Linked DNA regions of Homo sapiens: regions 1, 2 and 3 are each linked to region 4. The links are chromatin loops, found by intact Hi-C in ENCODE. Cell type or tissue: PC-3. All regions are shown on one strand. Links, peaks and the distances in the headings refer to the core of each region. The heading gives the core; the rest is flanking DNA.

The links. Peaks named below come from ENCODE experiments on the same cell type or tissue, not always from the same donor. Only the 100,000 strongest peaks of a DNase experiment are listed, where the experiment ranks them.
Region 1: a loop joins it to region 4, with 4 times the contacts of the local background. A loop is called at or near these places in 1 of 110 quality-filtered maps.
Region 2: a loop joins it to region 4, with 4 times the contacts of the local background. A loop is called at or near these places in 1 of 110 quality-filtered maps.
Region 3: a loop joins it to region 4, with 11 times the contacts of the local background. A loop is called at or near these places in 1 of 110 quality-filtered maps.

Annotation. Positions count from the first base shown.
Region 1 is chr12:114,766,799-114,774,660 of GRCh38, reverse strand. TBX3-AS1 (TBX3 antisense RNA 1) reads right to left here. Exons shown (of 2, transcript NR_187552.1): 2 at 6,673-7,377. Among named protein-coding and RNA genes, the nearest start is that of TBX3, 87 kb to the right of the region's middle. In PC-3, for the core only: a CTCF peak has its summit at 4,130 (motif pointing right); no DNase peak of the experiment used is centred there; H3K27ac peaks cover 503 bases.
Region 2 is chr12:115,310,223-115,318,084 of GRCh38, reverse strand. LOC124903082 (a long non-coding RNA gene) reads left to right here. Exons shown (of 11, transcript XR_007063592.1): 8 at 3,798-3,901; 9 at 7,187-7,371. Among named protein-coding and RNA genes, the nearest start is that of LINC02463, 570 kb to the left of the region's middle. In PC-3, for the core only: no CTCF peak of the experiment used is centred there; a DNase peak (open chromatin) is centred at 3,914; H3K27ac peaks cover 1,501 bases.
Region 3 is chr12:114,929,116-114,936,977 of GRCh38, reverse strand. LOC124903079 (a long non-coding RNA gene) reads left to right here and starts at 3,396. Exons shown (of 2, transcript XR_007063586.1): 1 at 3,396-3,959; 2 at 6,887-7,862. In PC-3, for the core only: no CTCF peak of the experiment used is centred there; a DNase peak (open chromatin) is centred at 3,317; H3K4me3 peaks cover 512 bases; H3K27ac peaks cover 2,372 bases.
Region 4 is chr12:114,995,538-115,003,399 of GRCh38, reverse strand. No RefSeq gene overlaps it. Among named protein-coding and RNA genes, the nearest start is that of TBX3, 320 kb to the right of the region's middle. In PC-3, for the core only: no CTCF peak of the experiment used is centred there; a DNase peak (open chromatin) is centred at 3,149; H3K27ac peaks cover 2,739 bases.

The DNA.
Region 1 (7,862 bases), core at 2,492-6,491, 230 kb after region 4:
AATAAAACAGATGGTGGGGAAGAATGGGTGCAGGGTGAGGACAGAGAGGAGAGTTAGGCCTCAGGATCATCCGGGTGGAGGACGAGGGGAGGTCGGTCCAGGGAAACAACAGGGAATGGTAATTACTGTTGTTGTTTTTCTGCCTTGTCCTCCCCTTGAGCCAGGAACAGGCTCTCATTTGTAGCTGCACTGACCATTTCCCCCACCCCACAGCCTGCCTTCTTCTCTACTGAGTCATCTCTCAAGGTTATCGTAGGGAACAAAGGCTTTGACTTACGCTGGACATCTCCAAGGGCTGACGCACATGCTCAGGAAACCATGTCACCGACCAAGGTGACGCGGAGAAATCCTGTGATGCCACCCCCAGGCTCCCAAGCCCTCTGTCCTCTCACCCAGCCGCCGTCTCTCCTTTCCAAACTGTCTCCTAGAGCCTAGGTCCAGAGCAGTGAGGATAGCTGATAAAATCTGAGAGCGAGACACCTTCTTAGCGACTGTGTTTGTTTCCCATGGTTGCCAAAAGGAAGTATAGCAAATTCGCAAATCGGGTGACTTAAAACAAGAGAAATGTGTTCTCTTGTGATTCTGGAGTTCAGAAGTCAGAAATCAAGGTGTTCACTGGGTTGGTTTCTTTTTTGAGGCTCTGAGGGAGAATCTGTTCCTTGCTCCCCTCTTGGGTTCTGGTGATTAGTGGCAATCCTTGGAATTCTTCAGCTTTGTAGATGAGAACGACTCCAATCTCTGCCTCTGTCTTCACATGGTGTTCTCTCTGTGTACCTCTGCGTCCATTTCTCTTTTCTTATAAGAATGCTGGTGCCGCACGCTGTGGCTCACGCCTGTAATTCCAGCACTTTGGGAGGCTGAGGTGGGCAGATCACTTGAGGTCAAGAGTTGGATACCAGCCTGGCCAACATGGCGAAACCTGGTCTCTAATACAAACACAAAAATTAGCCAGGTGTGGGCCGGGTGTGGTGGCTCATGCCTGTAATCCCAGCACTTTGGGAGGCCGAGGTGGGCAGATCACGAGGTCAGGGGTTTGAGACCAGCCTGACCAACATGGTGAAACCCCGTCTCTACTAAAAATACAAAAATTAGCTGGGCAGGGTGACAGGCACCTGTAATCCCAGCTACTCAGGAGGCTGAGGCAGGAGAATTGCTTGAACCCGGGAGGCGGAGGTTGCAGTGAGCCGAGATCATACCACTGCACTCCAGCCTGGGTGACAGAGCGAGATTCCGTCTCAAAAAAAAAAAAAAAAAAAAATTAGCCTGGTGTGGTGGCACGCACCTGTAATTCCAGCTATTCGGGAGGCAGAGGCAGGAGAATCACTTGAACCTGGGAGGCAGAGGTTGCAGCGGGCCGAGATCGTGCCACTGCACTCCAGTCTGGGTAACAGAATGAGACTCCAGCTCAAAAAAAAAAAAAAAAAAAAAAAAACAGAAAGAAAGAATGCCATTCATTAGATTAGGAGCCACCCTAATCCAATATGACCTCCTATTGAGCACCTACAGTGTACCACGAACCATGCTGAGATTTGTTCACACATCATCTCATTTAAACCTCACAATGTCTTCAAATAAATGAGAAAACTGAGGTTCAGAGACCTAAGTAACGGGTGCCCCCAAATCCATTCAATCCCCTGAACATCTCCCAATGGTCTGCCTTGATTACGTCTGCAAAGACCGTATTTCCAAATACACATTCACACGTATACAGATTAGGACTTGAACTTTATTGTCTTTTCTAAGGGACAGGGTCTTACTCTGTTGCCCAGGCTGGAGTGCAGTGGCGCTATCAAAGCTCACTGCAGCCTCTACCTCCTCAGCTCAAGTGATCCTCCTGCCTCAGCATCCAGAATAGCTGGGACAACAGGTGCATGCCACCCTGCTTGGCTAATGAAAAAAAAAAAAATTTGTAGAGGCAGGGTCTCACTATGTTGCCCAGGCTGATCTTGAACTCCTGGCATCATGCACTCCTCCCACCTGGGCTGGGCCTCCCAAAGCACTGGGATTACAGGTGTGAGCCACCATGCCTGGCCTTGAACATTTTTTTTTTCTTTTTGAGACAAAATCTCACTCTGTCTCCCAGCCTAGACTGAGGTGGTGCTATCTCAGCTCACTGCAACCTCCATCTCCCAGGTTCAAGAGGTTCTCCTGCCTCAGCCTCCCAAGTAGCTGGGACTACAGGCACCCCTCACCTCGCCCAGCTAATTTTTGTATTTTTAGTAGAGACAGGATTTTATCACGTTGGCCAGGCTAGTCTCAAACTCCTGACTTCAAGTGATCCGCCCACCTCGGCCTCCCAAAGTGCTGGGATTACAGGCATGAGCCACTGCGCCCGGTCTGAACGTATTTTTTTGAGAGATACAACTGAACACAGTACAGAGACCTTATTTTCCTCTGACCAAAAGGAAGCCCCCAGGGGTCCAGCTGGCTGGAGAATAGGAAGGGAGGAAAGAACACTGACCTCAAAATCACAAAGGTGCAGAGTTCAAATCTTGGTTCTGCCACTAATTTGCTGCTTGGTGCTGGTCATTTCACTGCCCCTCTCTGGACCTCAGTTTTACCATTTGTTAAATAAATCTTTTATGGCTGGGTGCAGTGGCTCACGCCTATAATCCCAGCACTTTGGGAGGCCAAGGAGGGTGGATCACCAGAGGTCAGGAGTTCGAGACCAGCCTGGCCAACATGGTGAAACCCCGTCTCTACTAAAAATACAAAAATTAGCTGGGCATGGTGGCACATGTCTATAATCCCAGCTACTCGGGAGGCTGAGGCAGAAGAATCACTTGAACCCAGGAGGCGGAAGTTGCAGTGAGCCGAGATCGTACCACTGCACTCCAGCCTGGGAGACAGAGCGAGACTCCATCTCGAAAAAATAAATTTTAAAAAATGATAAAATAAAATAAATAAATCTTTTATCCCCTGGATGGAATTGCTGCACCTAAAATTAACAATGAAGAAGAAGGAGAAGGAGGAGGAGGAGGAGAAGAAGGAGAAGGAGAAGGAGGAGAAGGCAAGCACGGTAGCTCATGCCTGTAATCCCAGCACTTTCAGAGGCTGACGCAAGGGGGTTTGCTTGAGGCCAAGACTTCAAGTCCAGACTGGGCAACATAGTGAGACTCCATCTCTATTAAAAAAAAAAAAAAAGAAAAAAAGGAAAATGAAATTACTGAACTTTTAAGACGTAATGGATGTGGTTAGCATTTATTGAGCACCTACAGTGTACCAGGAACCATGCTGAGACTTTACACACATCATCTCATTTAAACCTCACAATAACTTCAAACAAATGAGGAAACTGAGGCTCAGAGACCTAAGTAATGGGTGCCCCCACATCCATTCAATCCCCTGAACATCTCTCAGTGATCTGCCTTTCTGTGCTCCATGGCATAGTATAAGTGTCATCATTTCTTGCTTGGATTCTAAAAAGGGCTTCCTTAGTTTTTCCCCTACCCAAATCTATCTCTTAAGCCAGAACGACTTTTTGCTAATAAAACTCTCTTTCATAAAGTTCTTCAGTGGCTCCCCATGACCCTCAAAATTAAGCTGGAATTCACAAGAAGGCTCTTCAGGCCCTACATGATCTAAGCCCAGCCAGACTCCATCCTCATCTCACCCTGCTCCCTTCTCCAGGTTAATACTTAATTCATCCTTCAAAATTTAGCTTAGATAGCCAGGTGCGGTGGCTCATGCTTGTAATCCCAGCACTTTGGGAGGCCGAGATGGGAGGATCACTTGAGGCCAGGAGTTCGAGACTAGCCTGGCCAACATGGTAAAACCCCATGTCTACTAAAAATACAAAAATTAGCCAGACGTGGTGGCGGGTGTCTGTAATCCCAGCTACTTGGGAGGCTGAGGCAAGAGAATCCCTTGAACTCAGATAGTGGAGGTTGCAGTAATCCGAGATTGCACCACTGCACTCCAGCCTGAGTGACAGAGTGAGACTGTCTCAAAAAAAAAAAAAAAGAAAAAAATCAGCTTAGATACCACTTCCACCAGGAAGTCTTCCTTGCCTGCCCCTCAGGTGTAAGTCGGGTCCACCTACTCAGTACTCCAAGAACACTCTGTTATCATAGCACTCAGCACAGTGTGGTTTTGTTGCCTGTTAAGTTGTCTCTCTCCCCCAGATGGCAGTGGGTATGCACAGAGCTTCACACATTGTGTCTCGTATTTACCAAATGCCCTGAGCCATTTATCACAAGTACATGGAGAAAGCTAGGACTGAAAGCCATTGCTCACTGACTCCAGGGACTGTGTTCTGTCTACTGTTCCACACGGGTGTTGCTGGAAACACAAGAATCTGTCTAGACTAGCAGGCCCCAGAGGGGCTAGGCCCAAGTGTACAAGGGCTTGGAATGGCAAACACATGCTTCCACTTTCCAAACCCACATCCATGGCAGACATTACTAATGGACCACCACATTTCTTCTCATTGATCCCAGGCTTAACACAGGGCCCCAGCCAGTCTCCATCAGTTGACTCAAACTTACAAGTAAGGAGCCAGGCAGGGTGGTACATGCTTATAATCCCAACTAGCTACTTGGGAGGCTGAGGCAGGATGATCACTTGAGCCCAGGAGTTTGAGACCAGCCTGGGCAACAGAGTGAGACCCCGTCACTACAAAATTAAAAATTTTTTAAATTAGCCAGGCAAATTGTTGTTGTTTTTAAATTATAGACAGGGCCTCAGCTTGCACCTGACATGAAATCTGTTTACCATTGTTATCTATTGCCCAATGACCCTGTTTTGTGGACCAGAAAAAATGAAGCTCTGTCTTTCCCAATATCACGTGCAAGTTCATGTGAAAGCAGAGACAGGCCCTCTCCACTCCCAGTTTGGTGTAATTTCACCGCCCCTCCTGGCATCTGGAGACAAGCTTCTTACGCTGTGTGGTCAGCCTACCCTCAGGACATCTAGAGAAAGAAGCTTTCTTGTGAAACTGGGCCAGTAGACTCATAGAAGACTCTAAGGACAAGAACACCTTCTAGAATGACGCAGGGGACTTCCTTAAGTTTCCTGGAGGCAAGCCAGGCATGGAGGCTCATGCCTGTAATCCCCAAACTTTGAGAGGCTGAGGTGAGAGGATCATCTGAGGTTAGGAGGTTGAGACCAGCCTTGGCAACATAGCAAGACCCCATCCTACAAAAAATAAAAAATTAGTCAAAAGTGGTGGGTGACCCTGTAGTTCCAGCTACTCAAGAGGCTGGGATGGGAAGGTCACTTGAGCCCGGGAGGTGGAGAGACCCTGAATCTAAAAATAAATGAATAAATCAATAAATACAATTTTAAAATTAAAATTGGCTAGGTATGGTGTCTCACTCCTATAATCCCAGCACTTTGGGAGGCCAAGGCGGGAGGGTACCTGAGGTCAGGAGTTCAAGACCAGCCTGGCCAATATGGTAAAACCCTGTCTCTACTAAAAATACAAAAATTAGCTGGGTGTGGTGGCCCATGCCTGTGATCCCAGCTACTCAGGAGGCTGAGGCAAGAGAATCGCTTGAACCCAGGAGGCGGAGGCTACAATGAGCCGAAATCATGCCACTGCACTCCAGCCTGGGCAACAGAGTGAGACCCTGTCTCAAAAAAAAAAAATCCTTTAAACTAAGAAACCAACATTGGTTCATTACTCTGAACTAAACTCTAGATCTTCTTCAGATTTCATCCATTTTTCTGGCCCAGGATCCCATCCGGAGTACTATGTTGCCTTGAGCACATTCTCTTTTTGATAAATACAGTTCCTGGATTACTCCCTTTCTCCTGCCATGTAATTCCTTCTCTCACTCAGAAATGAATTTGTCTGTTGTTTTGCTTTGGTCTGGCTCATCCCCTCTCCCCCATTTTACAAATTATAGTTTAGGGAAAAGTTTCACCTGATTCTATCTAATATTGTCAGCAGCCCTTGTCCACCACATTCATTTTTCCTCTTTCTGTTTTAAAATCTAGTTCACATCATCAAAATGGCCACTAGCACTTCCTGAAAAACTTGGCAACACATTTTACTGTATTTCAAAAAAAAAAAAAAGTTCTGCTTTTTTTTCCCCCGTCCCCCCACCCCAAACTTCGTTTGTTCTTTTATGACTAAGGATATTTATCTCCTGCTTGCTTTAGAAGTTTATGAGCTGCTTTTGCTTTGAATTCCAGGCCAAGGTCAGTCCTCCTTTTGTCATGATGTCACGGCCTGTTGCCGTGGTTACCCCTGTGACATCATCAGACCAATCTGGGGGCCTGCTGGGGCAGGGGGGAGAGGGGCTTTGAAACCGCTCCTTTCATCTGTCTTTGGTGAGGGCGGTGTTGCTGCTTTTTGTAAAAGTTTTTGAGAATGGCGAGACACTAAAGGGAAGAGTTAATAAGATTTACTACCCCCCAAAATGCCGCAGACCCCTAAAAGTCAGGCCACAATCAAAGGCTGCAGGCTTCTGAAGGGAAAAAGGCTAAAGGAATAAACGCATTTCCAAAAACCAGAACTCTGTATCTGTAAAAAGACCACCAGTATGCCACAAGGAGAAACACGCACGCCTGCACGCACACAGGCACACACACACACAATTGGCCCTCTCAACCAAATTGCCTCTAGATGGAATGTATTTCACGAGGTGTCCCTTGGTCTTTAATCTAATCTAATCTGTCTCTCCCTCAGCATAAAAGCAAAAGTAAAGAATCACAAACCAGGAATGCTTGGTTTGAAAGGCTTTTTAATAAAAGGAGAAAAGAAAAAGAACAAAAGCCGAGTGAACACTCAACAGACAGTTTTCATGTCACTAAAACAGCATCTTGAAAAATGTTAATCTTTTTTTTTTTCTTTTCCTTAGGGTCAGGGGAAGGGAAAAAAATGTGTTTTTATGGTGAACATGTGTCAAGAGGACTCCATCCCATAAACTCGGTGCCCACAATAAGTATATTTGTGTAGTAATTAATGTGAGATCAGAGACACAAGTTTTGCCAAAAGGCCATTGTCAGTATGGGGTACATTATTTAGGTCAAGAATCCAGTTTTCCAAATGTGGTATACATTGTGCTCGCTGTAATTAAGCGTTTTGTCATCTAACGACAAAGCGAGCAAGAGTGACTCCCAGACGGATTATACCTAAAACACAGTTTCCAAATGTTTCTTCTTGGCAAATCTTTTAAGGAAATTCTATGCAGAAGGAATGTCAAGACATCTGTAATTAGATCTGGGAGAAAAGGGTGGAAGGAAGATTACTGGGCTATTTTTTTTATTTTGTCTCTCAAAGAGACCCCCTGTAATTCCACGTCCTGGCTGTCAAGAGCCTTATCCATCACGGGTTCCTGGGTCATCTGTCTTTGCATTCACTTTCTTGCCGAGGTCTCCAGTAACACCCTTGCAATGCCAATTCTCCTCCAAGAAGTTTACTGCAAGCCGCTGTGAAGACAGAACGGACAGCGTCCAAAGTGCCTTGGGCCAGGCCCGTTCTTCGAACTCGGTAGATTTTGTTTCTGAAGGTTTCTGCTTTGTCATGCGCCTGGAGGTCTTATTAAGAAAGTAGAGGCCAGGCGCGGTGGCTCACGCCTGTAATCCCAGAACTTTGGGAGGCTGAGACGGGGGGATCATGATGTCAGGAAATCTAGACCATCCTGGCCAACATGGTGAAACCTCGTCTCTACTAAAAATACACAAATTAGCTGGGCGTGGTGGTGCGTGCCTGTAACCCCAGCTACTCGGGAGGCTGAGGCAGGAGAATCAATTGAACCAGGGAGTCGGAGGTTGCAGCGAGCCAAGATCACACCACTGCACTCCAGCCTGGTGACAGAGGGAGACTCTGTCTCAAAAAAAAAAAAAAAAAAAAATGCCGGGCGCAGTGGCTCACGCCTGTAATCCCAGCACTTTGGGAGGCGGGCGGATCACGA
Region 2 (7,862 bases), core at 2,149-6,148, 310 kb before region 4:
AGTCCATTTTTAAGCCAAATCACTGAGTTATGACTCACATTGAAACGCTGTGCATCTTTAATGCACACAACTTGATGAGTTTGGAGATAAGTGTACACCTGTGAAGCTATCACCACAATCAACACCATAATCATTTCAATCACCTCCAAAAGTTTCCTTCTGCCCTCTTTGTTTGATATGGTTATTATTACTGTGATAAGAAGACAATGTAAGATCTATCCTTCTAGCATATTTTTAGTATACAATAGAATATTCTTAACTATAGCTACTATGTTGTCCTCTGGATATCTAGGACTTATTTATCTGGCATAATCAAAACTTTGTATCATTTGACCAACATCTCTCCGTTTCACCCTCCCTGTAGGCTTGGCAATCACCACTCTGCTCTCTGCTTCTGTGAGTTTGACTATTTTAGATTCTTCATAGAAGTGGGTTCATGTAGTACTTGTCCTTCTGTGCCTGGCTTATTTCACTTACCATAATATCCTCCAAGTTCATCCACATTGTTTCAAATGGCAGGATTTTCTTGCTTTTTAAGGCTGAATAACAATTCATTATATGTATATACCAATTTTCTTTATCTGTTTATCTGTCAGTGGACATTTAGATTGCTCTCATGTCTTAGCTATTGTGAATAATGCAATTCCGATTTCAATTCCTTTGGATATACACCCAGAAGTGGGATTTCTGGATTATATAATGATCTATTTTTATTTATTTATTTATTTATTTATTTATTTATTTTGAGACAGTCTCGCTCTGTCACCCAGGCTGGAGTGCAGTGGCACCATCCCAGCTCACTGTAACCTCTACCTCCTGGATTCAAGTGATTCTCCTGCCTCAGCCTCCCAAATAGCTGGGATTACAGGCATGTGTCACCACACCCAGCTAATTTTTTAATTTTTATTAGAGACAGAGTCTCATCATGTTGCCTGGGCTGGACTCAAACTCCTGGCCTCAAGAGATCCACCTGTCTTGACCTCCCAAACTGCTGGAATTACAGGTGTGAGCCACTATGCCCAGCCATGATGACCTATTTTTAACTTTTTGAGCAACCTCTGTACTGTTTTGCATAGTGGTTGCACCAATTTACATTCTGACCAAAATTATACAAGAGTTCTCTTTCTTCCACATCCCCACCAAAACTTGTTATCTTTTTAAGACAATAGCCATCCTGACAGGTGTGAGGTGAGATCTCATTGTGGTTTTGATGTGCATTTCTCTGATGATGTTGAGCATCTTTTCATAGCTATTGGTCATTGGTTTGTTTTCTTTGGGAAAATGTCTATTCAAGTCTTTTACTCCTTGAAAAATCTGGTTCTTCTTCACTTCCTTCCTTCCTTTCTTCTTTTCTTCCTCCCTTCTTCCCTTCTTTTCTTCTTTATTTCTTTGCTTCCTCTCTTCTTTTCTTTTCCTTTTCTTTTCTTTCCTTCCTTCCTTTCTTTCTTTCTGTCTCTCTTTCTTTCTTTCTCTCTCTCTTTCTCTTTCTTTTTTCTCTCTCTCTTCCTTCCTTCCTTTCTTTCTTTCTTTCTTTCTTTCTTTCTTTCTTTCTTTCTTTCTTTCTTTCTTTCTTTCATTCTTTCCCTCCCTCCCTCCCTCCCTCCCTCCCTCCCTTCCTTCCTCTCCTCTCCTTTCTCCCTTTCTCTCCCTCTCTCCTAGTAAATTGTAGGAGTTTCTTATATCGTTTGGATATCAACCCTTAATGATATATACAGCTATGGTTTGCAAACATTTTCTCCCGTTCTGTTAGTTGTATTATCATTTTGAAGTTTTTTTGTTCTGTGAAGAAGGTTTTTAGTTAGATATAGTCCAATTTGTCTGTTTTTGCTTTTGTTGCTTGTGCTTTTGGTGCCATATCCAAGGAATCATTGCCAATGTCAATATCAAGGACACTTTTTCCCATTTTTTCCTAGGAGCTTTATAGCCTCAGATCTTAATTTAAATATTTAATTCATTTTAAGTTTGTTTTTGTGTATGGTGTAAGATAAGGGTCCACTTTCATTCTTTTGCACATGGATATCCAGTTTTACCAACACCATTTATTGGACAGAATACTCTTTCTCTAAGTGTGTTCTTGGGACCCTTGTCAAATATCAATTGACTATATAATCACAAGTTTATTCCTGGGCTTTCTGTTTGTTCCATTGGTCTACATGTCTGTCTTTATGCCAGTACTGTATTGTTTTAATGCCTGTAGCTTTGAAACATATTTTCAAATTAGGAAGGGGTGATGCTTCCAGCTTTGTTCTTCTTGTTCAATAGTGCTTTGGTTTCTGGGTAACTTGTGGTTCCATAAGAATTTTAGAATTTGTTTTCTATTTCTGCAAAAAAAAAATGCCATTGGGATTTTGATAGGATGGTATTGAAACTATAGATAGCTTTGGGTAGTATAGACATTTTAAAAATATTAATATTAATTGTATCAGTCCATTTCATTTAGTTGTTATCCAATAATCTGAAGACTTACTGAGGATAAGAATTGTGTCAGAGTATTTCCCTTTTATCTTTCTTGATTAATGGGCTGGTGCATAGTAAATATTAACCAAATGAATGAATGCAGAGATGAAGATTAAGGGCCTTGAGGAGGGTGGTGGAGCTGGAATTTGGACCCAGCTCTATGTAAGTTTAGAATCTCTGCCCTCCCTAAGAATTAATTTTTGCAGGCACCTGAATTCACTCATATGTCATTGAGAAGAGGCTATGGACTCAAAAGACTGGAGTCCTTTTCTAACAGCTTTGAAATCATAAAATGAAAAGAATGAAGATTTCTTTTAATATATTGACAAATTTTGGCACACCATAGAAGGGGTTTTCCTATGTTATTGGAGATACTTCTAGGTCATGCATTGTCATAGCAGAACTACAAATACTTAATTATTTTTCTACCTTACCTAAAATGTGTTTACCACTCTAGCAGGTTGCTCTCCTAATGACTGCTATGAAACAGAGCCATGGGTTCTTTGTACGTCCCAGCCTACTAGAGTCAGGTGGAGCCATGTGTCCAATTCTGTCTATTGGGCTGAGAGAAGAGGGAATACATGTCATTCCCATGCCAAAGCACACAAATCAGATGTGGGTTCTCCATGAGCTCTCTTCCCCTTCTGTGGTGACCATGGCGGACTAATATTGCAGATGATGCAGCTAAGACTAAGTAGTCAACGGATCCTGCCATCATCCTGGATCCTTGAATGGCTATGTGGAGCAGAGCCCCCTTACATTACCTGCTGGGCATACAACATGAATAAGAAATCAACCTTTATGATATTGAATCACTAAAATTCCAGGGAAATTGTCTGCAAAATAGTCTAGGCTCTTTTGAATAATTTAACTCCCAACAGAACAAGCCAAGTTTGTTCTCTCATGGGGATCTTTGTTAAAATTGATGGTCTTTCTGAATTATTTTCTTTTTCTAGCAATTCAAATTGTACCCAGCTCCCACCACCCATTTAACCTGTGACACCGTCATTGGCAGCCATAGTCAACAATGATTTCTTCCTGTAGTTCATTCATTTCACAAATATTTCTTGAGTATTTATTATGTGCCAAGTAGATTAAATAAAAATTAATGAGCCTAAGTACTAAGGTAGAGAAAGTACATGTTTCCTGGCCTTAATACCTCTCTAGGACCTTTTTAGTCTCCGATTACCTTATTTTTTCACAATGTGTTTATATGATCTTCTGCTCTAGTTTTATGAGTGTTTGGCTGGCCAGGGAGGATCCTGATGTTCTTAAATAACCTTTCTTTTATGCCCTTTTCTTCTCTCTTTTCTCTTCTCTGTGAATTTTTGCTGCCTTAGGCTGTCAAATAAACACATTGCTAGGAGGATCACCTCAACCTGTAGGAACTTCCTTCCTGCCAAGAAGCTGGTTCATTCATCACCAAGCATCATCATCATGGAATGTAAGTGCACGCTTTGCTCTGGGCTCTCACTCCCACTGGGACTTTGACCTGGACTCAGTCAGCTGCTTGATTTTCAGAAAGGAGGCTGACCCTGTGGGGTAGACAAAAGCTTGTTTTGATAGTCATCACCACGTGGAAGCTGTGTGTATGTGCCAATTTACACAGCATCAAGGTTTTAGGTTTGCTACATGGAGTTTGGCTCCATCAGGTAAAGCACTGCAGGTTTAGGGAAGCTTAGTTTTTCCTGGCTTTGATGCTCTCCTCTAGACGGAAGGGACTTGTAACAGCTGAGTTGAGAGGTAACCCGTGATACCCGGCGCCCAGATTGGGGAAATGCCCTGCTTAATGTAGCACAGTGAGTGGGGATGGGAGCTGGAACTAGAAGCCAGGACTCATGGGTCCTAATGCAATGTGCATCCTTTCATATCATACTCTCTGGCTACACTTTTCAGGACAAATATTATAATTATTTCAGCCTCCCTTATGAGGCAAAATTATCTAAATAAAAATAATAACTAATAACAATAATTTCTACCATATAGTTAACACTCAGTCTATACCAGGCTTGAACAGGGTAGACCATATACTAAGAGGGTAGTAGGCCCTCAACAGGTAATAATTGGATGGGTGAATGAAAGACAGCATAGCAAAGTGCTTAAGAGGAGGGGTGGGGTTCAAATCCTGGCTCATACAGTTACAAGCTGCAAGACTTTAGCAAGTGAACACAACCTCTCTCTGCCTCATTTTCTGCAATGTTCACATTGGCATAATAATATTGATAACCATTGAAAGGATTGAATGAGGTGGTGCAAGCAAACACTTACTGGCATGCAGTGGGTGCTTGATAACGGGAAACCAATTACTACCCTTATCATCATCATCGTCATCGTCATCATCTTCACTCTTGCTTAGAGGGAGGAACAGAGAAGGTTAAAGTTAGAGGCAGGAAGCCTACTTAAGATGCTATTGTAATTATCCACTCAGTATCTCCCATTACTGAGCCCTTTCCACCTGCCAGACACCGTGCTAAGTGCTTGATGTGCAATATCCCTGGTAACATCATTCTGAGTTTTATGTGTACATTAGACAAAACAAACAGCAAGCAGGATTCAAAATATTTGTCCCCACTCCATAAACAAACCTGCCTGTGTCATCACCATGAGCCTCGTCTCAACATCCTAACTTTGTAAGGCATTTTCCAAAATCAGAGAAGACTCTGCACAATAGAAATTTGGATGCTGGGCCACTGAGAGTTTCACAACTTGTGTCCCCAAAGTATAGTGCCAGCCACCATTCTTCTATGGGGATTCTAGTTTCATGAACTTTATCACAGGGGTTGCTGGAGAAAAAGTCATAGATGTGATAGATGCCTTGAAGCCAGAAACAGCTGTGCCCAGTAGCATCAAACATGAATAGGACTCTGAGTCAGTCTCATATTCTTTTCTCATAGGGACCAGAGTTTCTCTTTCACCAAAGAAAAATGCTTAGGGAAGGAAGCGTTACCCTGCCATATGTCAGCCTTGACAGATAAGCCAGTGCTACAATGGATTTACCAATCCCATGACATTGTATAAAAACTTTCTCAGACCTAGCCACAATTTTGGTATTCTTTCTGAGGACTTTGGAGAGGCAGACCGATCCTTTCATTGGTCATCTGAAAAAAAAAAAAAAAAAAAAAAAAAAAAGAGTCACTACCAAGTCGGTGGGGCTGAGCTGGGGTCTGTGGAGAAATTTCATGTATAAGTTTGGTAAAGCTTCCAGGTCTTCTGGATCCAAGGCAGATCTTGACAATTCAGAACAGTCCTGTGAATTGCTCTGAGGCCATCTCCATGTAGTTCTCCCATGCAATTAGTTACATCTCCTCCTGAAGCTTTCATGGGATGAGCAATTTGATGAATAAAAACAAACAAACAAACAAAAACTTGAGACTTGAGTGCAAAGTATTATTTGGAAATCTTACCTCCTAATGAACTTATTTCAAAGGCAGCTTACCGAGTTTGGTTGAAGGTATGAAGGTAAGAAGTACCTCTACAAATTTATGTAGGGTGGAGGTGGCATGTCCGATTGCCCACATGACACAGTGCTTGTGCAATGCAAAGAACGTTCAAGAATCATCTGCTGTAGGAATGACAGAGAAGCTTCTTCTCAAAGTCTATCTTTTATCAGTGGGTAGTGGCTCCCTGAAACTCTCAGCTGAGATAAATCCTGAGACCTCATCTGGGTTCAACAGGAAAAATAAATAAAATGAGTGACTAGTGATGTCTGTTGTGGATGCGACAATAGAGAGTTATGACCTGTGAGCCAAATATATACTCTCCTACCTACTGTCCAATTTTCTCATTTTCTAGATGGGCAATCTGAGTTTCACGTAAAAGTTACTTGCCCGAAGTTACATAATGTACTACAAGTTAACTCCACATTAAGTTAACACCAATGCGTCTTTTCTACCACATTATAAAATTTAGCTCCAATCACCCATGAGAGGAAAGCAGGCTGATTAAAGAAAAAAATTGTGTATGGCCTCACAATATAAGTTTAGTTTGCTGGTTTCCACCAACATCTGACATATTGGTGACTTATGCATTGTGGTTTATTTTAAAGCTGCCCCCATTTTTTTTTCTTTGCAAAGAACCTGAATTATTTTAACGGGCCACTTTGTGCCAGTCATTTACAAGCCATGGGAACTTCTTGAATTTACACAGTCAGATTAAAGTTATTGTGAAACAGGGTGATGCAGCTTTCACAGGGGATATCCAAGCGACAGGGGTTGTTGACTTGTTATTTGTTGAGTGATGGGCCCTAAACTTCCCCCAGTGATATGTTACACCACCCTGATCCTTTTTCTCCCATTTCCATGGTGTCCTCTTCCAGACTGGCTGGCGCAGCTGAAAAATAAACACTGGGTGTCCCCCGCATATGGTGTGAGGAGTGGGAAGAGAGGAATCATATTTATTTTAGATGCACCCTGGAGATCTTGACACTAATGCATTTCTATCTCTCCTCTCAATTCCATGAGTGGACGCTTAATATGATCTCTGGCTATTGCAAGGGAGGAGGCCAGTGTGACAGCAAATCTGGGATCCAACCCAGACAAACAGTGGGAAAGCAAATATCCTGACAGACCAGTATGGAAAATTCTCCTTTCTTTAGAAGACAGATCTGTCCCCCTTATTTAATCCCCGGCACAGCTGCTCTACTCAGGGCATAGAGACATCAAATGAAAATGGATTCTGATTTGGGAATCATAGGGGCAAATCTAATTTCAGATTATTCCTTTTTCCACAGTCTCACCCTGCTGGAGGTTCGAGCCAAGACATAGAAAGAGGACATTACCTGGGGCAGGAATCAATTGCCTATCACTGGGGATGCCTGCAGATCATTGTCCAGAGTGGCTGCTGTTCACTGAGTGTTTCCTCTGTGCCGGGCACCTTGCACACCTTATTTTCAGTCTCCGCAGCTGCCTTGTTGAGGTTGGCTCTCTATGCTTCTGTTTCACAGTTGGGGAAACTGAGGTTCAGAGATGTGAATGAATTTTCTCAAAGTAACGTTAAGTATTGGTAAGATTTCATTTATCCATTCACTATTAAATATTATTAAGTAATTACAGTGCTTTAAGAACTCCATGTAAATGGTGGATTTGAGGCAAAACTTAGAAGCTGAATTACATAAGGAGTTAACATTGCAAAAAGCTTAGAAATTTATGTTCCAGGTGGAGCGAACAGAGGTTGTGTCTTTTCGGTTACAAGTAATAAAATCCAGAGGCTATCTCAAGGGAAAAATAAAGCACTAGATGGTCTACCAAAGATAGAGGGGCAGGTGGATTTTGGGAAGGGGCAAGAATGAACAGCTAGAAAAATGTGGCTTACGTTTACTGTCTTATCTGCCCCTTAGCTTCATAGCTTTCTTTTTCTCATGTGTAGAGTGATCAAAGATGACCACCACCAAACTTTCATATTAAAGA
Region 3 (7,862 bases), core at 1,596-5,595, 67 kb after region 4:
CTTGACACATAAGCACTGACTCAACACTTTGAATTAGAAGTCACAGAGGGAGACTAATGGAACAGATTTTGAGCACTACTCCCCTTTCTTCCATCAGGCATCTGATGAGTCATCTAAGGTCATGTGATAGCAAAACTGTTGGGCCTATAGAAAAAGTCTTTTAAGACATCCACGTCATTAAGTTTTCCTGCTCTTCCAGAGATCTGGAGTCAACGAGTCCTCACCCACACACCTCCATTCTCCTGCATTACTGAGAACCAAGGCTCCTTCCGGACTACAGGCATTGAACCAAAACGGAAGTGGAGAGCCACCCTTGAATGGGAATGCCCACCTTTGCGTACATTTCAGATGGCAGACGGAACCCATTCATCAAACTATGAAAATTCCCTCCACTCTCGAGGAAGAATGGCCATGAAGGGCTTGTAAATACATGTCTTCAGGTTTAAACAAATTGCATCATTATTTTTATTTTTTGAGAGGAGTCCATGTGAAGGGAACTAGAGGCATGCTTGGGTGTTTGTCCTGCAGACAATGCATGCCTGGGTCTTGTGCTGTTTCCGTATCTTCTGCCCAAGCGCTGGCCAGCCTCATGGCCTCTCAACAGGAGAAGGGTGCCAATTCCTAACATTCTATTTTCATACTGTTTGATGATAAAAATCGCCCCAGCAGGGCGAATGGCAGTGAACAAAAACAGGAAGCAGACCCCTGATTAGATAGGAACAGGGTGGCTTGTAGAGTAATAAACAAAATGACTAAGAAGATAAATGAGAGAACCATGGATGCTGCCATCTCCTTCCTGAACAGGCCAAGAATAAATGGAAAGAAGAAATCGGGAAAGAAGTCATGTCTTGGGCTCTAAGTGGGGGTGAAGGAGGCTTGCTCTGCAACATCACTTTGCAGGGGCCTTCCTTGAGTTGCCTCTTGAGTGAAGGCCATCAGGACAACTATCTGGTTTTCAGTGACTTCCTTTGAAAATCTTGCCTAAGTGATTTAGTACTCTGTTTTGATATTTGGAGATCCTTTGAAATCTGTGATCTTAGAGCTTTAGCCAAACCAAGGGTCCACTTTGTCATGTTGCTACTCTTGGACAGTGGTGCTCAGTTGGGGCAGGAGATGGTAATTTTGCCCTCTAGTGGGCATTTGACAATGTCTAGTGAGTTGCCACAACTGATGGATGGTGCTGTTGGCATCTAGTGGGTAGAGGCCAGAGATGCTGCTAAATATCCCGTAACGCCTAGGATAGCCCCTAGCAACAAAGAATTATCCAGCCCTAAGTGTCAATAGTAGCAAAGCTGAGAAACCCTGATGTAAGGCAAGTTAAGATATAAAAATAGGTATAAGTTTGGGTATGGACATAGGGTGGGTACGAATGTGGACATAGAAGTAAACATAGACATATATTGAACCCATTCTGCAATGAAATCTTACTTCTTTTTCTTAAAAAAAAAAAAAAAGACAACTTCACTTCTGATAAAAAATCTTCACAGGGATAAATCACCAGGAAAGTGAGACTTAGACATTCCCCTATAAAGACCCAGAAGCTCCAGGCCTGCTCTAAGCATGGGCCTCGTGATGAGAGCACATGTTCAAATTCTACCTATAACATTTACGTCCTGTGTGATCTTTGGCAAGTTTCTTATTCTCTCTGAGTCTTAGCTCCATACTTATGACGTTGACTTAATAACTTCTATTTCTTATAGCTCCAGGCCTGCTCTGACCAGGGCCTCACGATGAGAGCACATGTTCAAATTCCACCTATAACATTTACGTCCTGTGTGATCTTTGGCAACTTTCTTATTCTCTCTGAGTCTTAGCTCTATATTTATGATGTTGACTTAATAACTTCTATTTCTTATAGCTGTGATGATAATGAATAGGATTGCATGAATAATGGCCAATACATTGTCTGTACCCTAGTCAAATAGGAGACATTCAATGAATTGCATCTGCTATTGATCATATAATCATCAACATGCTTCGATTTTAATGTACATTCAGGTATTTCTCCTTAGTACTCGAAGGGCTCTTTGCAATTGGAAAACATGATTTAGGGTACCAGGATGCTGAGATGGGACTCTGTCTCAATTTCAGCTGATGCCTCAAGGAATTAAGAACCAATAGGTAAGTTCATCAAGTGGTTTCCTTGAAGTCTCATCATCAGGAGGGATTGTGACAAGCTGAGATGCAGCTAGAATGCACAGTCACTTTGGATAGAGGCCTGCATTTCCAGCGGTCAGGGAACTGCTAGAATGGGCTCTCCATGGCACAGATGTGGGCCAAGTGACCACGCGGGAGAGTCAGCCTGGAGCCTTCAGGTACTGTCTTGGGCAAAGTGTTGGAAATCCAGTTTCCACTTACAAGAGGCAATCAGCAGCTGCCTTCAGTTTGAGTCCTTGTTCCCTGCACAGCCCCCAGGTCTGGGCCACCCTTCACAGAACCACACTACTGGTGGGTTTGGGTGTGAGTGTGAGTGTGCACCTGTGTATGTAAGGAAGGGAGCTATAGAGAAAGCAAATCTTCCTGTGGCCTGGAAAGATCAGCTTTGTGCTGATTTCCTTCTTTTTTTTTTTTTTTTTTTTTTTTTTTTGAGACAGGTTCTAGCTCTGTCACCCAGGCTGGAGTGCAGTTTTGGAAGTGCCATCCAGGTAGCAGAAGCTTTAGCACCTTCCTTTGGAAGGTGGGAATATTTAGACTGGTTGCTTTCCAACCTTAGCCAAAATTCCATCAGAAAGTCCTGTTTAAATACATGTACACTACGATGAGCTAAGAATAGAATTCATATCATGATAAGAATACCATTTATTTTAATAGCTTAGAGTTTTAAATGACCCATCAAATGACAATATACAAATACGGGACAGACCTGACATCCAGCATGTGTGCCTCCCCGCCATTACTGCAGTGCAGGGTCAGATTGCTGCATAGACCTCATCATTGCAGGAGTCTCAGAAGATATTGTTCTCCTCAGTACTGTGTTTGCTGTAAGAAATGATGATAAACCTCTGTGGTATGTTCTACAGATGAATTCAGAGGTTTTAGAATGAAGAAAGAATTTACCTTGGACTAGTCTTAGTGCTGGACAGGGTCCTTGGCACAGAATTAGCCCTTGGTACACATTTATTGAATTAAATGAGCACCCAGGCTGTAGCCAGTTGAACGTGAGATGTGTGTCCTCCCTATTTAACAAAAAACGTGGGTCACACTAGCCAGTGTCTTACCCTAATCATGTGGAGTAAAACAGGGGTTAACTAGCTTCCAGAATTCCTGGATGAATCACTGCCCACAGCCCCCACTGTGTTCCTGGCCCCAGGCTGGTCCAGGGGAGGAAACCTGACCTATAGGAGATCATCTGCCTACTGGCCAGTCACGGATGTGTCATACAGGGCACTGTCCACTGAGACATGACTCAGACCATAAATTCTGTTCTCAGAATTTAGAATTGGGAAACCAAGCTGCCGGTTGGTGAGGGTCACCAGTAGCACCAGGTCAGGATGTGGGGAGTAATGAGACCATGGCCATTGCCACTATGAGGAATGACAGACTAGGTGAGAAAAGGAGGATACAGCAGACTCCACAAGGGAGAAAAAATGAGAAAGGCCACAGGGCCCCAGATAGGGGCAGAAATGGTGCCCTTTACTCCGTAATTCTCAATTCCAGCTTTCTCGAGGTGTCCTTCCTCTTCCTGCCTTTGGCCTCTGGGATTTATCCTATTATTAATAACCCTATTAATAATAATTATTATTATTAACATTATTCTGTCTTATTGAGGATAATCTTACAATGAAAATTCCTTTAGCTTGAACCTGTGTGAGTAGAAATATATTCCTCAAACCCCAAAGAGCCTTGACTAAAGTAGTGACCTATGTGAGCACCACGGGAAATGAAAATCACTCAACATTTAGTGAAGGAGGTTGTGATCATAAAAGCTGGCTGAGAGATCCACATGGGGCATCCTTAAGGTAAGTAAACTGGTGGATTAACCTGCTAAGTTGCATTTTCATAAAGAAAAAAGATTAGTCCATTTGATAAGATATGAGAGGCATGATAAAAAGGACTTCCGGGTATGCTGTTGAGGGATGGTGATATCTTTTTTTTTCTTTTTTTTTTTTTTTTTTGAGATGAAGTCTCACTCTGTCCCTAGGCTGGAGTGCAGTGGTATGATCTCGGCTCACAGCAACCTCCGCCTCCTGGGTTCAAGTGATTCTCCTGCCTCAGCCTCCCAAGTAGCTGGGACTACAGGCACGTGCCACCACGCCCGGCTAATTTTTGTATTTTTAGTAGAGACAGGGTTTCACCATGTTGGCCAGGATGGTCTCGATCTCTTGATGTCATGATCTGCCCACCTCGGCCTCCCAAAGTGCTGGGATTACAGGTGTCAGTTACTGTGCCCGGCCAAGGGATGATGATATCTTTAGACTGTGACACCCTTATGTTCTTCCCCAGGGGGAGCACAGTCCTGTGAGATGGTTAGGCTTCAGGTGCAAGGAATATTGATTCATTTCATTCCCCCAAAGAAATTCTGTAAAACTCACTGACTTCTCAGGGTCCACACAAGAGACCAAATAACTATTTCTGTCCTTCCATATAATGTAAATTCCTGAATGGCCACTACACAAAAGTCAAAAGGGAAAAGAATATTTGTTATAGAGGAAAATGATACCAACATGGAATGAGAAATAGTGCTAAAGATGGAAAGAAAGAGCCAGGGAGAGAGATAGCAGGACAGGGAGAGAGAGCAACTTTCTCTCAGAGTCTCTATAGTCCTGAAAACAGGTCCATCTTTCAACATCATAATTAGATGAGCCAATAAATTACTTTGTGTTTTTTTTTTTCTTTATTTGGGTTTCTGCCGCTTGCAACCACAATAGTCATGGCTAATAGAGTGCAGGTAATGTAAGAACCCAGTGACATATTGTAAACTATGTTCTTACTAAGATTACAATATGGGTCTCCAAATGACACCAATCCCTCTGCCACCAGCCCTGTCACATTCTGATTCACCGTAAAATAAGAAAGAGTGTAAGATAATTTTTTTTTTGAGACAGAGTCTTACTCTGTCACCCATGCTGGAGTCCAGTGGTTCAATCTCGGCTCACTGCAACCTCCACCTCCCAGGTTCAAGTGATTCTCCTGCCTCAGCCTCCCAAGTAGCTGGGATTACAGGCGCCCGCCACCACACCTGGCTAATTTTTGTATTTTTAGTAGAGACAGGGTTTCACCATGTTGGCAAGGCTGGTCTCAAACTCCTGACCTCAGGTGATCCATCCACCTCAGCCTGCCAAATTGCTGGGATTACAGGCATAAGCCATCATGCCTAGTGTAAGATACTTTTAATGGAACTTTCCTAAAGGGAGTTAAGTGGAAAAATGGACCCATGATCACAATAATTAGTAAAAGATGGAGTTAAAGAAAATTATTCTTACACTGAAAACTATAAAACATTGATGACAAAAATTAAAGTAGACACATAAAAATGGGAAGATACCCTATGTTCATAGATTGGAAGAATTAATATTGTTAAAATGTCCTTATTAACCAAAGCAATTAACAGACTCAATGCAACCTCTACCAAAATTCCAAAGACATTTTTTACAGAAATAGAAAAACAACCCTAAAATTCATATGGAACCACAAAAGACTCTGAATATAAACAAAGCAATTGTGAGAAGAAAAAAAAAAAGCTGAAAGCGTCACATTACTTGACTTTAAATATAATACAAAGCTATAGTAATCAAAACAGTATGGCACTGACATAAAAACAGACACATAGACCAATAGAACAGAACATAGAGCTCAGAAATAAACCCATGCATTTGCAGCAAATTTTCAACAAGGACACCAAGAATACGCAATGGAGAAAGAATAGTATCTTCAATAAATGGTGTTGGGAAACTGGATATCCATATGCAGAAGAAAGAAATTGGACTCTTAGCTCATACACAAAAATGAGCTCAAAATGGATTAAAGACTTAATGTAAAGCCTAAAACTGTAAAACTCCTAGAGAGAAAAACGTAGGGAAAGAGCTCCTTGATGTTTCCCTTCTCCTGGCAATTATTTTTTGGAATATGACACCAAAAGCACAGGCAACAAAACCAAAAATAGACAACTAAGCCTATATCAAACTAAAATGCTTCTGCACAGAAAAAAATCAATAAAATGAAAAGGCAACATAAAGAATGAGTGGAAGAAAATATTTGCAAACCATATATCTAGTAAGGGATTGATGAACAAAATATACAAGAAAGTCATATGACTCGATAGAAAAAAAAAACCCACAAATGGCATGTTTTTTTTTGTTTGTTTGTTTGTTTTTTTTGAGACGGAGTCTTGCTCTTTCACCCAGGCTGGACTGCAGTGGTGCTATCTCGGCTCACTGCAAGCTCCACCTCCCGGGTTCACGCCATTCTCCTGCCTCAGCCTCCCAAGTAGCTGAGACTACAGGAGCCCGCCACCGCGCCTGGCTAATTTTTTTTGTATTTTTAGTAGAGATGGGGTTTCACCATGTTAGCCAGGATGGTCTCGATCTCCTGACCTCGTGATCCACCCGCCTTAGACTCCCAAAGTGCTGGGATTACAGGCGTGAACCACCGCGCCCGGCCAACATGATTTTTTAAATGGGCAAAGGAGCTGATTAGATATTTGTTCAAAGAAGATATAAAAATGGCCAAGAGGTGTATGAAAAGATGTTCAACGTCACTAATCAGTCAAGGAAATGCAAATCAAAGCCACAATGAGATACCACCTCACACCTGATAGGATGGCTAGTGTAAGAAAGAAAGAGAGAGAGAAAGAGAGAGGAAGGAAGGGAGGGAGGGAGGGAGGGAGGGGATTTCTGCCATTTTGTTACTGTATTTCAGCAGCTATGCTCTCCTGACCACCCTGCAGGTCTCCAGTTGAGTTCAGCATCCCTGAAGCTATGCTTCCATAGTGCTCCAGTGCTCTGTGCATTTCCAAGGGTGGCAAAGATGAATAAATCTCTGCTATAATTCCAGAACCTTCTATGTGTTTCCAAAAGCAAAAGAAATGAATACATTTCTGGTGTTGGTGTTGTTTGAGGATGTGGCTAAGGACTTCACTTGGGAGGAGTGACCAGATCTGGATGATGCTTAGCAGACCCTGTACAGAGACATGATGCTGGAGACCTACAGCAGCTTGGTATCCTTGGGACACTGCATTACCAAACCTGAGATTATCTTCTGGAGCAAGGATCAGAGCCATGGACAAAAGGGCCCAAAACACAGCCTCCCAGCCATGTGAAGGTGCCTGCTACCACTTTGCCTTGTGCCATAAGTCAGAGTTCCCTGAGACCTCCCCAGAATCAGATGGTGCCATGCTTCCTGTACAGCCCAGACAATCGTGAGCCAGTTAAACCTATTTTCTTTATAAATTAAAAAGAAAAGAAAACAAGTGTAAGCAAGGATATGAAGAAGAGAACCCTTGTACACTGTTGGTGAAAATGAAAATCAGTGCAACCACTATGGAAAATAGTATGGAGGCACCTCAAAAAATTTAAATCAGAAATACCATACGATCCAGCAATCCTACTTCTGGATATATATTCAAAGGAGTTGAAATCAGGGTCTTGAAGAGAGATCTGCACTTTTACATTTATTGCAGCATTATTCACAATAGGCAAGATATGGAATCAACTTCAGTGTCCATCAATGAATAAATGGACAACGAAATTGTGATATTAAAAAAAGTATATACTTATGGTATATGATACAATGTTTTGATATATGTATACCTTGTAGAAAGTCTAAATCAAGCTAACTAACAATGAATTACCTTGTTTTTATCAATTTAAAAGTAATTTTTTTTTTTTGACACAGAGTCTTGTTCTGTCACCCAGGCTGGAAAG
Region 4 (7,862 bases), core at 1,255-5,254:
GACAAACTCTTTATCCCACTGCCTCAGGGATGCCACGTTTTACCCTCTGCAAGCATCTTTCTCTGTATGGGACGATACAGAGAGGGCAATGCCTATCTGAAAAAGAGCAATCAAATGGTGGACTTTCAGGCTGACCAGACTATAAAGAGATATTCCAAAGGTCTTTTCACACTTCCAGAGCGCACCACTTATTCTAACTTGACTATTGCCAGGCTGATGTCTTTATATTTCATTTTATTTCCATAAAGCCTTCACCTGGATACAACAGACTTTGGGCTGAGATTGGGGCCTGCCTCTAATCCTGCTGAACAGGCCCATGGCTGTTTTTCCCCCAACATCCTAGAGCAGAGAAGAAAGGGTCTGGCAATGGCTACTCTCTCCCAGCCTGAAATAAAAGACAATTTGGCTGGTGTTTGGAGCTCTCAATTTCTCCAGCCACCCTCTCCAGCAATGCCCCAGTCTCCATTAATACTATTACTTCAGATGACATTTCCTCTGACTGTCGTCGTCTCTTTTTTTTCCTCCTCCTTAATTCCCTAATTTGTCCTAATATGCCCATTGCCTGTGTATCAAGTCATCCGTGAAGCCGCCCCATTTCCAGGTTTCTTCCTCCCCATCAGCCGAGTCTCTGTCTCCCACAGAAATTAGAGGGAGGCGGCTGCAAGCCCGCAAGGGCAGGAAATAGAATTAGGGGACGTATTAATTGGGACATCAAGTCGGATTTCATTCCAGGCACTTCCTTCCGTTAACCACTTTGAAGCTTCCCCTCTGTGGCTCTGTTTCTCATTAGAGGGAGCTCTTAATGGTGAGTGGTGTTTACGCATGGTGCAAACATGTCATGCCCTAGCCTTCGGACTGGCAGACCCAGCTGATTGGTGAGGGCAAGGGGAGGAAAAGGCCAGCCAATGGGGTCAGGGTGGCAAAGGTGGAGGTGGTGCTTGAGAAAGGACATCGGGGAGAAAAGAAACCACAGAGGTGTGTGTTTTAGGCGGATGAGAGGGATTCCACGAGGGTCCCATTATGTTAAACTTCCCCTTCCCTGCAGTTTCCAGGCTCTGCAAATGTATTCATAAAACAAGCTCCTTTCTTCTTCTTCTTGTTATAATTGTGCTTTTCCCAGCCAGTCATGAGGTTTCTGGCTGCTGGGTTTCACAGATGCCTTGGCCAACACCTTGCAAACTGGCTGAAGTGCCCTGTCTGACACGGAGAAAGGTGCCAGGACACCTTGTCCCTCCTAACTCTCAGTTTTGTCAGCATTTCCATTTAGGGACACCCACTGCCCTCCTTGGCTCTCTACCTGACCCACCCGCCCCATCCACCCCACGTCTTTGAGGTCCTGTCTTGCAAAGGCTTGCACCTTTGTGGGATCCCCACTCAGAGGCGTCTGTGCCAACACTAATTCACGGCTGTGAGAAGAACCCATTTGCGGAAGAGTATTGGTTTTTCCACCAAGGCAGCCAAAACCACCAGCCTCCCTTGCTGGGGAAGAGAAGAGAGAGGAAGAGAAGAAGCATTTGTTTCCCATGATCTGTAGTGGTAGCCCCACAAAACAAACACTTCCGGGAGACTCTAATCAGGTTTTACTGAAGCTCAACTGTGGGTGTGTTTTGTCCTAATCCCCGAGACAAGGAACCCCAGAAAGGAAACTCCTGTTGCTCTGAGGTGGAGGTCAGGCCCTTCTGCCGCCCCTTCAGCTCTGACAGCCAATGCAAACACCACAGCCCTGCCCTGGACACCCTTCAGTCCTCTTGAGCAACCAGAAGCCAAGAAAAAGCAACAGAAGTCCATGCGAAAAGTGGAGAAGAAAAACCTCAGCCTTGAGTGGCAACCAAATCAAATAGCAGCGCCTCATCAGCCAGTTCACAGACTTGAGGGCAAAGGGGTTTCATTTTTTCTTTCTCCTCCCCCCTTCGGCTTTCTTCTCCTCCTTCTTCTTTTTTTATACTTAAAAAGAAAAAAAAATACTCATTACAACCTAGGACCTTAAGAAGTAGGAAGGGAACTGGAAGTATTAGCAAGGCTGCTTGAGAGTTCCAGTCTTTGCCTTTGAATGGACAAAGACCATGAAGGCTACAATGTCTCATCTCTGGGCACATATGTTAAGAGTGTTTGGGGGGTCAGGTGCAGTGGTTCACGCCTATAATACCAGCACTTTGGGAGGCTGAGATGGAACACTTGAGACCGGGAGTTAAGAGACCAGCCCGGCCAACATGGTAAACCCCGTCTCTGCTAAAACTACAACAATTAGCTGGGTGTGGTGGCACATGCCTGTAAACTCACCTACTTGGGTGGTTGAGGCAGGAGAATCACTTGAACCTGGGAGGCAGAGGTTGCAGTGAGCTGAGAACGTGCCACTGCACTCCAGCCTGGGCAACAGAGTGAGACCCTGACTCAAAAAAAAAAGAGTGTTTGTAATGACATAAATCAATGTATGCTAACTTCAGGGAAAATGTTGAAGAAATTATAAAGATTTGGGGTTATATCTGGGAACTAGAAGAATCTCAGGTATCTAGACATTTCTCTATCTCCCTTTCTCTCCCTCTCCCCCCACCCTTTTTTTTTTTTTTTTTTTTTTTTGAGACGGAATCTCACTCTGTCACCTAGTCTGGAGTGCAGTGGCGCGATCTTGGCTCACTGCAACCTCCGCCTCCCAGGTTTAAGCGGGCATGCACCACCACACCTCACTAATTTTTGTATTTTTAGTAGAGACCAGGTTTTACCATGTTTACCAGGCTGGTCTTGAACTCCTGATCTGAGGTGATTCACCCACCTCAGCCTCCCAAAGTGCTGGGATTACAGACATTAGCAACAGGGTGCGGCCCATTTCTCTTTCCTGATTCAATCTTTCTCTCTCTCTCTCTCTTTCTCTCTCCCTCTCTCCCTCCCTCCCTCCCTCTCTCTTTCTCTCTCCCTCTTTTCTATTATTTTATTCTTCTTCCTCATGGCAGATTATCTTTTCCTTCTTCCTTATCTCATTGGCAAGCGAAAGATGGCTTCCTGTAGTAGTCACATGAGCATATTACTGTCCCTGCAACACAGAATCTTCATCTAAGCTTCAGTTCTGTCTTCTTGGGGAAGATATTTTTTATTTGTCCCCTGGGGCTAGATGCCATTTCTGGTCAAACAATTGTGGCCGGAAGAAATGAGTCACCTTGGACAAAGGCAGGTGCAGAGAAACCTCCCCTGCGAATTGTGGGAAGAAAAGCAAGGGCACCATTATCTGCTGACAGACACCCTGCAATTCTCTAGCACATTCCAGTCGCAGTGACTTCATGTTTCTTTCATCCTGGGAACTACTTTCATTCATTTATTTTATCTGTTAACTTCTTTATTCATCAAATATTTGTTGAATATCTGTCACCCTTTGGTCTTATTTATCTTTTTCCATTTACATAATGACTATTCATTTAATAAATATGCCTATCATGTGCCTGAGGTTATTATAATATACAAGATATGCTAGTAAGTAACCAGTTATATGTAACTTTCTTCTAGCAAAGCAATTCTAATCATTGCATCAAAAAAGAAATTTACTTTTATGAGCAGTTCTCAAACTACAAAGCAACTTTTGTACGCTCTCAATCCAAAATGACTTGGCCAGGGAAGAAGAAACACTTTTTCTGTTTAATCTGCCTCCTTACAAAACCCAACTGGAAGATTTCTGTGCTGTAAACTGACAGGGTCAGCAGGGTGGTGAGGGGAAGAGTCCGTCCTACTCTGGAGTTGAAGAATGTTAGATCAAGTCTATTCATCAGGCTAATGACAAAACCATTAGCCAACAAGAAGACAGACACATCTCTGCCAGACACATGAGACTTGCAGCAACTAATAAGCAGAATCCCCACGGAAATGAATTAGGGGTCAAAGTAGAATCATTTCATAGCCTGTTCTTGTGGGAGCGAAAAATGGGTGTGATGTGCTTGTCTCCTGGTTTTTTTAAATATTTCAAGGAACTGACCTGTAAAATGCCACTGGAATGACATATCTAGCAGATGTTCCTCAAACATGAATTATCTAGAACCCTGATGTATTTCTACCCTGACAGACCTGCCAATGCAGAAAGACAGATTGACACTTTTTTCTTCTGCAAACAAGAGGAGTGAAAAGACAGATCTTCCAGAATATTATGACTACCCTGGGGTCCCCAGGCGGCAATTCATCCAGCAAATGTTTGTGGGGCACCTACTGCATGCCAGGCACCTTTCGAGGCACATGCTGCTAGAACCAAGGAACTACAGAATTAGGACTTGGCCATTTATGTTTGGTTGCAGAGTCCATAAGTCCTCCCTACAATAAAACATCCAGAGGAAACTGACAGAGGAGCAAAATTCATCCCAAAACTGTGCACATTAAAGGGGGAAAAGAATTCCACAGAACGATGAGATTTTCAGCTGAGCTGTAGGAAAACAGACTTCCTCTCTTCCTCTCTAAAGAGCCTATTTTTTTTCCATAAACCTAAAGCCATGGCAAAGGGACAGCAAGACTCAGCCAGGATGGCAGCAGACTCATTGGTTGCTGCCCCTTTGAGGAACTTTTCTACTTTAACTCTTCCCTGCCTCTGCCGTTCAGCATCAAAATGTTATTCTCTTTTTCAGGACTCCCTAGACAAACAAGAGAGGCGTTGTGAGCTCCCCCAACTCTGGAGACCTTGAAGTAGGAGGAAACAAGCACCAGCAGGGCAAGGAAAAGGAAGAATAATAGCAGTCACTGTGGCTACCTGCATATCCATTGAAAACCCTAGTCATGGTTGTGATTTTTTGCTTAATATCCAACTTTACTCAGTGCAAGGTCGAAGACAGCAGAAACTATATTTGGCTCGTTCACTGGATGTGTTCTCAGAGCTCAGCCCAGCCACTGCCACACAGTAGATGGTCCATAACTGTTGGTGCAATAAATGGATCTATCTACATTTGCCTGATTTAATTCTCCCAGCAAGATTGGATATTAATGTCCTCACTTTCCTAGTGACAAAACAAATTGACTGCTCTCATCTGGTAGGTATTAATATCCTCATCTTATAGGGCAGGAGAGCAAGGCTCAGAGAAGTGAAATAACTTGCAGGGGACAGATGACTAAAAAGGAAAATGCAAGAGTTTGTTTATGAGCACTGCTCTATTTTTAGTGCCTAGGACAGTGCCTGCCACATAGAAAGAGCTTGCCAAATAATGTTGAATACATTGAATAAATATAAGTACAGAGCTGGGACTCTAGCCATGGGTTGTTCCACTACCCCACACAGCCTTTTCTTGGGTGGCATTTCTCTGCTAATACCCCCTTCTACTTGTCCTCTGCCACGACCTACACAGAATACAAAGGTCTTTACACTCACTGAAGCAGATGAATCAGCTAAATATTCAAACTTTGGAAACAGATAGACATGAATTCAAGTCTCTACCATTGGGTGACTTGGGCACGCTCACATAACTTCTCAGAATCTGAATCTCGACATGTGATGCTTCCAAGAGGGAGCCTAACTATGACTGGCCAACTAGCCCAACTAGCCCAACTAAAGCCTGCAGCTCTAGGTACTCCTTATGTTCCAATAAAAAGAGAGGTTTGTGGTGCTAGCAGGCTGGGATTGGTGACCCTCTCTATCAAAGGAAAGCAGAAATTCTGATTTACAACATGAGCTGGAGGAGTCTGAATGGAACTAAGGGGATTCCTTGGGTGTCTTCCAGCCCCATGCAGCTACATACAGTGGTCAAAGTGAATGGAAAATTATGGCAAGTCCTTCCATTTAAGGACATCAAGGATTTAGTTCTCTCAGAAATAAAGGCTTGGATCACCTCATGGGGTAAATAAACTCAAACAGAAAATATGGAATGGGATGTGAAAGGGTAGCAAATCCTATCCATGGCCTTTGAGTTTTTATGAAAATTTATTGTATCTTGTTTGTTTGTGTCAGATATACATTGATATGTTCTAAATACTTTTGATTATCTTTCTTCTCCTTTTCACAGACTATGGTATATGGGAATAGTTAAATTTGCCGTTTCATAGGTTGCAAGATACTGAAATAGGGCACAAAATAATAGAAGAAAATAAACTTGACCCAGGAAGCTTGTGCTTGTGGCTAAGTGCATTCACTAACAAGATATGGATTTTTTTTTACCCCTACAGGGAGGAGGCAGATCTGTCTCTGCTTGTATAGGGAGATGCATATATTTGAGTAGTGTAAATACTTGGGTTGGGGGGAGACAAGTTGGGCTCTTGATAGGATAAACAATATTAGTCATATCTCATGTTTTTTTCTCCTTTGCACGTACTATGGACTGAAGTTCTGTGAATGTTTGTGTCCCTGCACCAAATTCATATATTGAAATCTTAACCTCCAATGTGATGGTATAGGGAGGTGGAGACTTTGGGATGTAATTAGGTCATGAGGGTGCACCCCAGAGAGCTCTCTTGCCCTCTTTCCACTATATAAGCACTCAGCAAGAAGGCAGCCAAGCCAGGAAGACAGCCCTCACCAGAACCCAACTATGCTGGCCCCCTGATGTCAGACCTCCAGCCTCTAAATGATGAAAAACAAATTCCTGTTGTTTATAAGCCACCAAGTCTGTGGTATTTTGTTATAGAAGCTCAGAGGAAAGAAGCTTGGATCCACTACTCCTTCCTAGAAGTAGCACCTGAGATGCAAATTCTTGTGTAAGTTGTTTACTGAGGATATGTTTTCAACTTGTAAGGTCGTGAGGAAAGCAAGATAGAGAAGGGGAGAAGCAGAAAAGATGTGTTTTCCAGTGCAGTGCAGCCTCAGCCTGGTCCTGAGAGGAGCTCTAGAGTGTAAATTGCATCATAGGGTCAGTACCTTTTTGAGATAAGGGAGAAGTACCGACGGAAAAATCGACTGCATTGCATGCTGGGGGTGGGAGATGGGGAAATATCTAACTCTCAGGGACCTGTGGGTGAGGGAGTGCACATCACACAGGAGTAGTGCTCTGGAGAAGACGGTAGGTTGGAGTTCTTAACAACAGCACCTGCACAGCCAATTAAAAGAACCTCCAGGGATCTGGGAGGACACTGTTTTAATTACCTATTGCTGTGTAACAACTCACTCCAAAACTCAGACACTTAAAGTAAGAATAAACATTTATTGTGTCTTGCAGTTTTTGTGGGTCAAGAATTTAGGAGCAGCTCAGCTGGGTGATTCTGGCTGAGTCTTTCATGAGGTTGCAGTCTTGATGTTGTCTCGGGTTGCACTCTCATCTGAAAGCAGGAATGGGGCTGGAGCATCTGCTTCCAAGTTGAGTCACTCCCAGCTCACACAGCTAGCAAATTCATGCTGGCTTTTGGCAGGAGGCCTCACTTTCTCCCAGCGTGGGCCTTTCCACATGCTGCTTAAGTATCCTTATGACTTGACAGCTGCCTCTCCCACAGTAGGCAATCCAAGAGACCAAGGAAGAAGCACAATGCCTTTTATGACCCAACTCTGAAGCTATGCACTGTTTCCTCTAGCATAATCTATTGCTCATACAGACCAGCTGTGATTCAATGTATATGTGTGTATGTGTGTGTGTGTGTGTGTGTGTGTCGGGGGCGGGGGGGGTGCTACACGAGAGTGTAAACACCAGGAGGTGAAAATCATGGATCACAGGGGGAGATCAAGGGACTTGACTACCATATCCCAATTTTATTTTGAGGGATCCCATATGGTGCATTGGTGGCCAGGGAATTTTAGGTGTTTGCCTTTCACTACAGAAGTTGGGAGATACAACCAGAAAATAGTCATGTGACCTTAGTCCACCCAATCAGATGCCCTGTCCCAAGACTTTGCATTTTTAGTGAATTAGTGAATGATGCAACAGGAAGAGCAGTTCCAGGCCATTCACCACAAGCAGAGGTGTGCTGACCTGAAACTTCCC